2 separate regions of the Mus musculus genome follow, and region 1 is linked to region 2. A link is a contact called in ENCODE Hi-C or POLR2A ChIA-PET data. All regions are on one chromosome and are shown on one strand. The core of a region is the stretch at or near the end of the contact, and the rest is flanking DNA. Distances in the headings are between cores, read along the strand shown.

Region 1 (5,308 bases), core at 2,558-5,057, 52 kb before region 2:
TATGTTGTTGTTGTTGTTGTTGTTGTTGTTGTTGTTTTCCCTCAAGGATGGCTGACTTAGTGTGGTCCATAGGACTGATAATATTTATTCTCTGTTCTATCCTGGGGACTGAGGGGAGGCATCAGCCCTCTCATGTAGACCAATGGAGTGTTATGGTTCATTGATCCTAACACCTCTTCCTGTAGAGACATCATTGTTACATGTACCATCTGGCTGATACAATTGCATTGTAATTGTATCATTGTAAATGTAAGGATGAAACCCATTGATTGTTGCATCATTGACTCTAGAGACAAAGGGGGGAAAATGTGCATTGAAATTCAGTATCTTGTTCGGTGACCTGCTAGAGGCACTTAAAGGGGGGAGGGGACTGTAAATATAGCTTACCCCAAAGACAATTTTCTGCAGTTCATAAGTTGGTTGACATTTCACCAAGCTTAGGACAGGCCATGTGACAGGACCCAGTGAATTAGAACCATGCTGGATTTTGGCATCTGTCTTCCCAGCGACTGTTACCAATAACATGTAGAAATATTTTGGCATTTTCCTTGATACTATTTTCAACTCCCGTTAGTATAAATATTTAGGGTGTTTTAGAGAGGTGGATTGTACGGCAGGCACATCGTTAGCTCTTTTATCTCAGGGCTGGACTGTTTGAACAGTGTGCCTATTCTCTAAACGTGTTAAGAGGCTATATACAAAAGGCTTTGTGGAAGTTTGAAATGGAAGCTTCATCTCTCAGATGTTACTTATGGCCAGATTCTCACCAGTCTACAAAGTATGCCTAATTATACACAAAGGCTCTGAGGGGAAAGAGCAAACTCAATATTACAGTAGAAACTTCCTCCAAACAACAGCAGGACTCTGGGTCAAGGGTAGTGGCAATAATCATATAACATAAAACAGCCTGCATTTCCTGTGTACGCATGCTGGTTAGTATGTGTGCACACGTTTCTAGAAATTCAGAAACTGCCCAGGGCGTGTACGTTTGCAAAAGTAAGGCATGCTGTTCGGTTCTTTCCCTGATCCCACCTCCTTTCAAAAATAGAAACTCAGAAGTTCTGAGTCAGGCTACAGATTATTTGGCTGGTTCAACTGTAGAGTAAGTTATTAATGACACCCAGATGTTGTTTTTAGTGATTGGATGTTTTCGGCTGTGAAATAATATTTTCTTGTGTGTGTGTGTGTGTGTGTGTGTGTGTGTGTGTGTGTGTGTGTAGTGTGTAGTATGTGATGTGGTATGTGTGTGTGCATGTACGCGCATGTGTGTGTGTGTGCTCAGAGTGATGTTTCTTGCTGTGATCCACAGCATGTGGAGAAAAAGCCCAATGGCGGAAGCGTTTGCATGTCCAATGGCATCACTGATAAGTGACTGCTTCATTCTTTATTTTTAGCTCGCACTGCCTTTTTTCCCATATGTCTAAAAATAAGTATTTGCAAGCTTTGCATTCTGCTGCTCATTGTAATACACAAAATATTTGTGCACAGAGCGAAACGCACTGATAGCGCTCAAGATGAGCTATTTCAAGAAAGGAAGGCTTGTTGTGCTAAGAGGAGATAAAATACATTTTTATGAGTGGTAATGTCAGAGAAAGCCATCCATCTTATTTTGAAATAGTTTTAAAGGAGTGGCTAGATAGTTGACCTCTGAAATGATTTAAATAGATTCAATGGGGTGGGAGGAAGGATTCCATGTCTAAAATAGTATGCTCTGCTATATATTGGCTATTGTAAGTCATCATCCAAAGATGGCACTTAGTGCCTGGTCATCTGGGACAGAGGCCCCTCTGTGTAGGATCACCCAAGCTGTCAACTTCCAGAAGACCTATTCTCCAGTCTTTGAGTCTATTCCAGCTCGTTAACACCTCTATCCCAAGGCTGGCAGAGAAAAGTAGAGGAAGAGGAAAAAAAAAAAAAGAATCACGTTAGTTGCTCTTAATAGCCTTTGCAAAGGCCAGCTCATGGCTGAGATAGAAGCCAGTGGTGGGAAGAAAATGTAAGATTTTTCTGCTTTCTGTTGTAGGCTCCCTTTCCTGCCTCGGCACAGCTAATCAATATTTGACTTAAAGACGTTTCAACGAACTTGACGCTGGAAGGCCTTGCTGACATAATCGTGTATTATGTCTTCCCGTTAAACTCCCAGAAATAGGGTGAGCACCGGAGAGTTAAATGGTGTCCTGCCTCCCCATATCTGAGGGAGACTCTCTCCTGGGCTATTGCTCCTAATCAGGGGTTCCACAGCAGGTGACAACTTTTAATTCACCTTCAGAGCTAGCCATCTCTGTGACAACTCTGTGGTATGATCACGCCTTCTGGCCCTGACCTGGTGACATTCGGTATTAATGAGATTGGCAGGTTGGGCTGTGACTGTGTTTACGTCTTTGTGTGTTGCTATACTTACAGTTCACCCAGAACAATCTGGGGCCAAGGTTTGCTCTTATCAGGATAGGTGGCTGGTTGACACCACCTCACAGATTCTATTAGAAGGGACAATAGAGTCATTCTTCAGTGTGGGCAGTCCTTAGCCACCCTTGCTGATATGTATTCTTTAAAGCACCCTGGCTATGCCACCCTCCCATTTCAGCCCCACTTTTGGACCAACCACGCAGCTCAGAGATTTGGGGCTTTGTCTTGGAAGCTCCTCCATCAATCAGAATTCCAAATTGACACTGTTAAGGTCCCCAGAGGTGTTGAGGGTCTGGATTCAGCAATTATGGTGAATAAAAACCTTGCAGCTAGCTAGGGCAAATGCCAGAATTCCAACTACTAACAGTGGAAAAGGGAAGTGGTTTATGTTAGACTATGGTCATACTCTTCTGATTAAACCCACTCAAAAAAAAAAAAGAGAGAGAGAAAGAAAGAAAGACAACACTGTAATATTTTCCAATGACTGTTTATCATGAATTACGTCAGCCTTCATTTAAGTTGCTATTATTTCTCCTTAATGCTTCTCTGGTGCCTACATAATTCACCACACTGGCAGCCTTGGGACTATGAAATAAGCTTTCACAGTGTCCATACAAGGCGTGGGTTTTTTTTTTTTTTGGTTGTTGTTGTTAATTATTATAAAACTCCTTTAACTTTTTACAAAGTGGCATAAAATATTGTTGAGGTATTTATGGCTCAAACGACATGGCTCTATTTTGCTCCTGGCTAGTTCTTAACTAAAGCAATCATTTGTGGTTATTAGAGCTGCCAGAGATATTATGTCAGAACTGGTTTAAGACTATTATGTATCACATGTCAGTACTTGAGGCTGCCTTTCAAAAAAAAAAAAAAAAAACCAAAAAAACAAAAGCGTGATTTTCATTTGCGTTCTTCCAGGGATCAATGATTTATAAGCTAACTGGAGTTCATTCCAAGGTGTACCCATCACCTGGGAGCCTGTCTCAAACCTCCCATCATCCGCTTGGAGTCTCTTTCCTGTGGATCTAAAAAAAATCTCTCCAAAGCAAACGTTGGCAAAGGTTGAGTTCCAAGCGAAGATTTGTTTCTAGGGAGTCATGGAATTAGCTGGAACTGCTTAATGGCCCGTGGCTAGGCTAGTTCTGAGTCCCTGAGTGTGTAGGTTTTTTCTGTGTAGATTTCCTAAGTGTTGAGACCAATGGTTATGACCTTCTGAAGGGGGGGAGGGGGAACAGTCCCCACTCATGGGTGAGCCTGCCTCAGATGCTCAAACAGCCTACCCCAGCTTTGTAAAGACAGTTCTTGGGTGAAGGACAGTATGGAGAAAGGCAAAGAACCAGGTCTGGGGTTCCACAAAGCTGCTCTTCCAAGCAAACTTTCTATTAATATGGTGCTCTGCTGAGCTGCAAATACTGTGTGTTCCCTCCTCGCTTATTTAAAGCAAGAAAGGAAGGGCGTGCCAGAACATTCTACAAAGAACGAAAACACATTAATGACTCATGTGAACAATTACTGATTTTTCTTAACATATAATTTCTTAATTACTGTCAACCAAAATAATTTGCATGATAATATCCTCAAGCCCCTCCCCCCAAGTGGTGTTTCATAGTTTTAGCTTGGGGATCAAAGAGTCTGTTTGATCAATAATCAGGGAAATTTAACTCCTTCCTTCTGACTGGATCCACAGGAAGCTGACAGGAGATATCTTCACAATAATTACCTCCAACACAATGGGGGGAAAAAAAAGAAAAAAAGAGCTCTCCAGTAAAGTAAACAGCTCTGGAAAGGGCTGCAGGCGGTTTCTTTAGCTTGAATTCAAGGAGGAAATTGTGACTTTTGTGAAACTTGCATAAATTTACATGTATCCTGTCAGAGTTTTAAAATTAGACAACATGCCTGAGTGCCCTGGAAATGAGTCTGCCATCCAGATTTAGAGAGCTTTTAGCTTTTTTAATTAAAGGCATTTCACAAGCCAACACCAGAGACACGAAGAAAATTACGTATTACATAAGAACACAGCAACCTTGGAGATTTAGTGAGTGAATATTTTGGATTTAGGAAGGAGATAAAAGGTGTGAAGGGAGCAGTTATGGGGAATTTTTTAAGGTGTTAAAAAAATTTTTTTTTTTTTCAGAGAAGCGAAAAGGCCAAACTGCCACTTGCTGTAGCCCTGGTTCTGGAACTGGTTCAAAGCTCACAGAACTGACTGTGAGTTTGTGGTGGTTGTTAATGAGCACTTGTGGCAGTGAGCTGGGATCATGGATTTGTTATGAATAGATATATTCAGATATATTCACATGCATATATTTGTATATGTATATGAAATTCATATATATATATATATATATATATATATATGGAATTCAGAAGACAGAAGACAAGACTCATTACCACAGCAGATTATGAAAACCCCAAACAGTATGGTTATCATTGTGATAACCATATTTATCCGCTGCTCTGCCTCATATCCCACAACCCCTCTTTCTAAATGCCTTAATAATGCCTGATAATGAAATACTGTTATTGGCCATGTTAAACCATTTAAAGAAACTTAGACTAAATACTGTCAGCTCGTGTTTGCTTTCCTGGCGTGCTCATTTATTGAGAAATTTGGAATGAATGTTAAACATCTGGGCATAGCTTGGTGCACGCAAAGCCATCTTTAAAATGTGTATATTTCAGAACTTCTTTAGTGTATTTATTTAGAAATCTGGGAGAACTCTGTAAACATGTTGGAGGATATGGGTAACATTTGAATATGAAAGAGAAAGTCGGTGTAATTGAAAACCTAAATTTCATTTTCTATAACTATTACTCTGTTGGGAAGGACGACTTCTAGGGTGAGAGAAATCCAGGCTATGGTCAGGGCTGTTTATGGAGCAGTACCTCCCCATGTCTTATA
Region 2 (5,438 bases), core at 2,341-4,840:
TAGACTGACTGACTGTGTGCCTACACTGACTGTGTGCCTAGACTGACTGACTGTGTGCCTAGACTGACTGACTGTGTGCCTATGCTGCTGAGAAATGGCAGCAAATTCATGAGTGGTACGTGCTTTGTGTAATGAGTCCATATGTAATGTTTAGGTTGTACCAGCTTCGTTACAGCTGGTGCTGCCCTGGTGGTGCTGCCCTATAGAAGTGGAGAGGGGGTTCATAATGGTGTGTGTACATGCCTGTGTGCGTCAAGAGTACACACGCATTCATGTATGCTGTTGGTATGAAATCCAGAGGCCTGTTTAGAATTAATCCTCTACTGTGCTTAGTTACTGTTCTTGTTGCTGTGATAAAGCATCCTGACCAAGAAACATACGTGAGGAAAAGTGAATATGACTCGGGAAGTTGGGTGGCTTCAAATCCAGGGCTGGAGAGTTCAAATAGAAAGAGGAGAGAGGGAAAAGGAGGGAGGGAGGGAGGGAGAGACAAAGAGAGACTATGTGTATATGTATGCATGCATGCTTTTCATATGCATGTGTATGCACATGCATGCATATGTTTTAATAGTGTCCATACACACACTGAAATCAGGATACACCAAGTTAGTGGAACAAAGCATTCAGGTAAAAAAAAAAGGTTAAAATGCTAATATTCACTGATTACTTTTCTCATAGTCCATCGGTAATCCAACTCTGACCTACATTTATGACAACCACGGTGGGTCGTAGACAGTATCCTTCATATCTCTTGACATAGTAGGTGTTCATTACGTTCCCTTGAAGTTCAAGGGCATGTTTATCAGTATCTCATTTTTGACTGTGTGGCCAGTTAACAAAAGTTATAATGTTTGTTTGGGAATAATTGAAGTAAATTGAGTTGGGTTTAGTACCTTGTGAAAAATTCCCTTTGAGCATTCCCAAGAGATTGCCCTGGCCCTATTGTAATCTGGAAAGATTCTTAAACATCAATAATAGATGTTCAAATTACCACTCTTGGTAGCACTGTTTCATATATATATAAATATAACTGTGATTTCTCTCAGTACTTAACATCAAAGCTCACACATTCCTGTTACCCGCTGTACCAGGCAGCTGATCCCCAATACAATGCCTCCTGGGTGAGGGCTTTGCCCACAGTGCTGGAGGCTACCATAACCTACTTATCTTTGGCTTAGGAGCCTCTAATCAAATCATGGCATGAGAGACATAAAAACATACTCTCTCCTCTCCAAAAGTTCCCAGCACCCGAACCATTAATCTTAAGGGGACCCAATGACAGATAAAACTGGCAAAAGGACTCACATAGCTGCAGCTAGCCCACTTCCTCGACAAATGGGCATAGTCATTAACTACATTTTACAACACAGCATATGATCAAGAGCAGGCAAGAACTGGGTTAGAGAGAAGGATTGAGAAGGATCGAATGAATATAGGATGTGTGTATGTGTGTGTGTGTATGTGTGTGTGTGTGTGTGTGTGTGTGTGTGTGTGTTTCATTTTTCTTTAATGAGGTGCATGGGTACTTTGCCTCTTACATGTGTGGAGGAGCCTACAGAGGCCAGAAGATGGAGTTAGATCCCCTAGAACAGGAGTTATGGATAGTTAAGAGTGACCACGTGATTGCCGGCCACTGAACAACTTCTGGAAGAGCAACTGGTGTTCTTAAATGCTGTGCTGTGTCTCCAGCCCTTGGGTGTGTTTTCCTTCAGAGGTTTTGTCAGTGACACAGTCTTGACTGGAATGCTCAGATACTCTGGTTGTACCTCGATGAATGACCTCCCTTTCCTAAGGTGCAGTAGATTCCTGAATGATGTAAAACTGTCCATTTGGAAAGCCCTAGCAACCGCAGCCCATTGCGAAATGTTTTAAATGTTTCTTTTCATTTTCTGAATTTGTAGCATCAGACTAGACATTCTGTAAAGTTTTGGTCTCCCATTGGATTACATTTTTCAAGAGGTATAAAATATTCTTCCAGTTCTGGAACTTCTTAGGTCAGCGTTTGAGTTAGGAGACTGTGAGTGGTAGACTGGAAGCCATGTTGAATTGTCAACAGGGAGAATTCCCAGTAGGCCCTGTCTTGAGCAGAAGGATGTGGCTTCAGTAGTTGAGGGGTGGCTTCAAGTGCTAGTATGAAGCATCGGGGAACACTGGTGTTGGTCTATGCAGATTTCCTGGGTTTCCATGAGAAAGAAGTCATTTGGGCTCTGCCCACAAGTTGCAGGGGTGTGCCTGGAAGAGTTGGGAGTTTAAGGGAGCCTTTTGAAAAGCACAGTACTTTTGACATCAGGGAGGATCTCTGTGGGGCTGACTCTGTGTGCTCATGGGTTTCTGGGACCAATGAAAGAAACTGGAGCCTAGAACAAATGGCTCTGCTATTATCCAGTGACACTGTGTCCGACCACACCAGTAGGTGTGTGCAGAGCCTGCAGCCAGGGATAGTTCTGCACTGATAACGAGCCTTTCTTTTGCTATCTAGACTGCTGCAGCCTTCTGATCAGAATGCTATGAACAATTAGTAATTAATAATCATTAGCTACCAGTATTTGAAGATCATGTTTCTCTTTTAAACCAGTCATGATTGAACAGGTTGATTTTTTTTTTTTTGGCAACATGACGCAGGTTAGGTATCTGAGGAAAGGGGGATCTCTTTTGAAGACTTGCCCTCGGTAGGTTTTCTATGAGCAGATCTGTAGGGCATTTTCTTTATGACTGACTGATGTGGAGGACCCAGGCCCACCTCTAGGGAGGGAGCCCCAAGCTGTATAAAAGCTATGTAAAGGAACAAGCAAGCGTCACAGAACAAGCCAGGAAGCCATACTACTCCACACCTCTGCTTCAGTTCCTGCTTCCAATTTCCTGCCTGGAGTTCCCACCTTGGCTTCCCAGGATGATGGAGTATGATGGAAATGTGCCAGGCAAATGGACTCTTTTCTCCCCAGGTTGCTTTTAATCAGGACTTTTTAATCACAGCAATAGAAAGCAAACTATAGCAATGTCCGTTAAGGGACTCACCAATAATCCCAAGGGCCAGAGTATGGGAAAGAGGCGGGGCCATAGTTCTTTGAATGTCTGCTCTTTCACTGGATCTCCCAAAAGACAGGGCACTCTGATCAGTTCAGGGACTCCAACCAAAGAAGAGGCTGGCCTCTTGCTAAAGGCATACCATCAGGTTCATTCATTCTTTTCAGTAACAAGTCGTGTGGCCACACAGAAAATGGCTGGCTGTTTTGGTGAACAGCCACCATTTTCAAGAAGCTTGGGAAGTTGAGAGAGAGATCAGAACTTTGTGGTGACTTTTCTAAAGCCTTCCAGAGATGGGTCAGAACTACTGAAACCCTTCTTCCTCTGCAGCTGTGTGACGTCCTCTCATTTCTTAGTGTGTGTGTGTGTGTGTGTGTGTGTGTGTGTGTGTGTGTGTGTGTTGCATGCACATGAGTGAGTGCATACATGCCTGCATGCATCCGTGCACGCACTCTTGTGCAAATATGACATGTGTGCGTGTGTAAAGTTCAGAGGACAATTTTTTGGGATTGAACTCAGGACACCAGGGTTGCTGGCAAGTGGTAGCCTTCCCTGCTGAGCCATCTCCCTGGCCCCTACATTATTCTTTGAAGCACGGTCTTTTCATCCATCTGGTTCAGCTGGCTAGCCAGCCAACTCCAAGGATCTGTCTCTGACCCACAGTGCTGTGGTGAATAGCACACTGCCGCTACTACTGGGTTTTACATGGTGCTGGGTTTCAAACTCAGGTCCTGACACTTGCTGAGCCATCTCCCCAGCTGCTTCCCTGTGGGAAGAATAGTATTCTTACCCTTCTAATACAGGGAGTACTGTTTCCCAACCCCTCCCTTTTGCTTTGCTTCCCTGGACAATGATGGAGGAGTGAGGGCTCTACATCGCGTTATCTACCGCTGATGTATTTTTTTATGCAGTGCGGTTCGTGGTTCCAGTAAATGTTTTTGTTTTACTACAAGAAAAGGAAAAAAAAAAAAAGCATCCCCAGTTCCTCATTAAATGTTACTTGTATGTTATTAGTTGGGCACTTTGGGTTTATTAATGAGTGCAATAATAAAAGTAGGAGCCATAGAAATGAATCAATGGGTGTTTTTATTTAAGGCAGAGCAGAGACCGTACTTACAGTGGCTGTGAATGTCTCGCTGTCGCTGAGGGCCCTGCTCGTCCAAACCTGTCTCTGATTGGTTTAAATAAAATAGGTCCAAGCACTTCATAAAAATGTCTTTGTCAGCCCTGGTTTTGCTTCTAAACCGATTCATCTCTGTCAGTGTTTAATATTAGTGCCAGGCTCCTGGCCATAGTCCATTAGTACTGTATTTAATTGTTCATGTTACAGATGATTACCAATATAAAAAGCCTTCGTGTTTTCCCAGAGCGAGGCTGTTGCTATGTAGACGTCTCAAACTCAGCAAAGCTTATGAAATAGGGTTGCTTTCAACATTTCTTGCTGAGATTTATAGATTAAGTTACTGTTGATGAGAACGCCAAGAAATGTCTGTGTTCTCCCTGGCAAAGGGCTCTTCTGAGGACCACATTTTCTTTCTTATCCAACCCTGAAGATGCCCTGAATTATTATCCTTTTTTTTTTTTAAATTGGGTAAGAAACAAAAACAAAATGGCTACTTCTGTGGACTTTTTTTAATAGCTTGATTTTTTTTTTTTTTCTGGAGTAGTAATTCATTTTAAAGGCTTTGTTTTCATATGTAAGTTTTCTTGTTTTTTTATGTTTTTGAAGCACAAAAAAGGGGGATCTTTACACAAAATACTAGATTACTGGTTTTAATTTTCTTGAATGAATTACATGCTCTGTTTGTGTGGAGCACATGAAGTTGTTATTAGGGATTTTAAAAAGGAGCAGCATCAGGGCTAAAGCGCTTTGTGGTGTGCTTTTCTGAGTATTTAGGAAATCAGAATCCGAAGCAAATGTATTTGTTTGTGAGGGAAATGAGCGTTTACACTTCATCTTCTTGCGTGCATAATGTCCAATTTCAAATTCTAACCTGCTTTTTCCGGAAGAGTTCCTTTGGTTAAGACTCCAATGGCTCTGGCTGCTTACTGCCGAGTGGCTTAGGGTGAGCCACACCCAACCCAGAGGCAGGGGCGTGGGGGGTGGCGGGGTGGGGGGGCAGAAACTGAATGACAGTCATCTCACAGGGTCTGCCTGCTTTTCAGAAGGTGGTGGGCAGGATGTGGGGGGGGTTGTGCACTGAGTAATACAAGTACTGTGCTCAAAATCAGACCCCCAAATCTTTGAGGTTCATAACTGGGCAAAAAGTCAAGAGAAAGGAAGTCAAGGTGAGATCCCATTCCATTCGTGTCTAGGACACAAGTCCATGTATCCTTGACACCCTTCAAGCTAATAAACACACAGTTGAGAAAGTCACAGGCAGGACCCCTTCATATTCATATGAACTATTGTT

The links. Hi-C counts contacts between places; a loop is a spot of excess contacts on that map. ChIA-PET counts read pairs that join two places held with the same protein, here RNA polymerase II (POLR2A).
Region 1: a map of regulatory T cell shows a loop between it and region 2 (2.1-fold over the local background). The contact joins two enhancer-like sites. A Hi-C loop is called at or near these places in 1 of 37 maps with a recorded cell type or tissue (regulatory T cell). POLR2A ChIA-PET finds 5 or more read pairs at or near these places in 4 of 5 experiments (Patski and embryonic stem cell).

Annotation. Positions count from the first base shown.
Region 1 is chr10:68,164,475-68,169,782 of GRCm38, reverse strand. All of the region lies in intron 4 of Arid5b (AT rich interactive domain 5B (MRF1-like)), which reads left to right. The region is part of intron 1 of Gm51770 (a long non-coding RNA gene); the gene reads right to left. Among named protein-coding and RNA genes, the nearest start is that of Gm51770, 16 kb to the right of the region's middle. Within about 2 kb of position 3,807, at least 1 of the 3 ENCODE cell types and tissues checked has a DNase peak (open chromatin) inside an H3K27ac peak, as active enhancers do.
Region 2 is chr10:68,112,017-68,117,454 of GRCm38, reverse strand. The region is part of intron 8 of Arid5b (AT rich interactive domain 5B (MRF1-like)); the gene reads left to right. Among named protein-coding and RNA genes, the nearest start is that of Gm51770, 36 kb to the left of the region's middle. Within about 2 kb of position 3,590, at least 2 of the 3 ENCODE cell types and tissues checked have a DNase peak (open chromatin) inside an H3K27ac peak, as active enhancers do.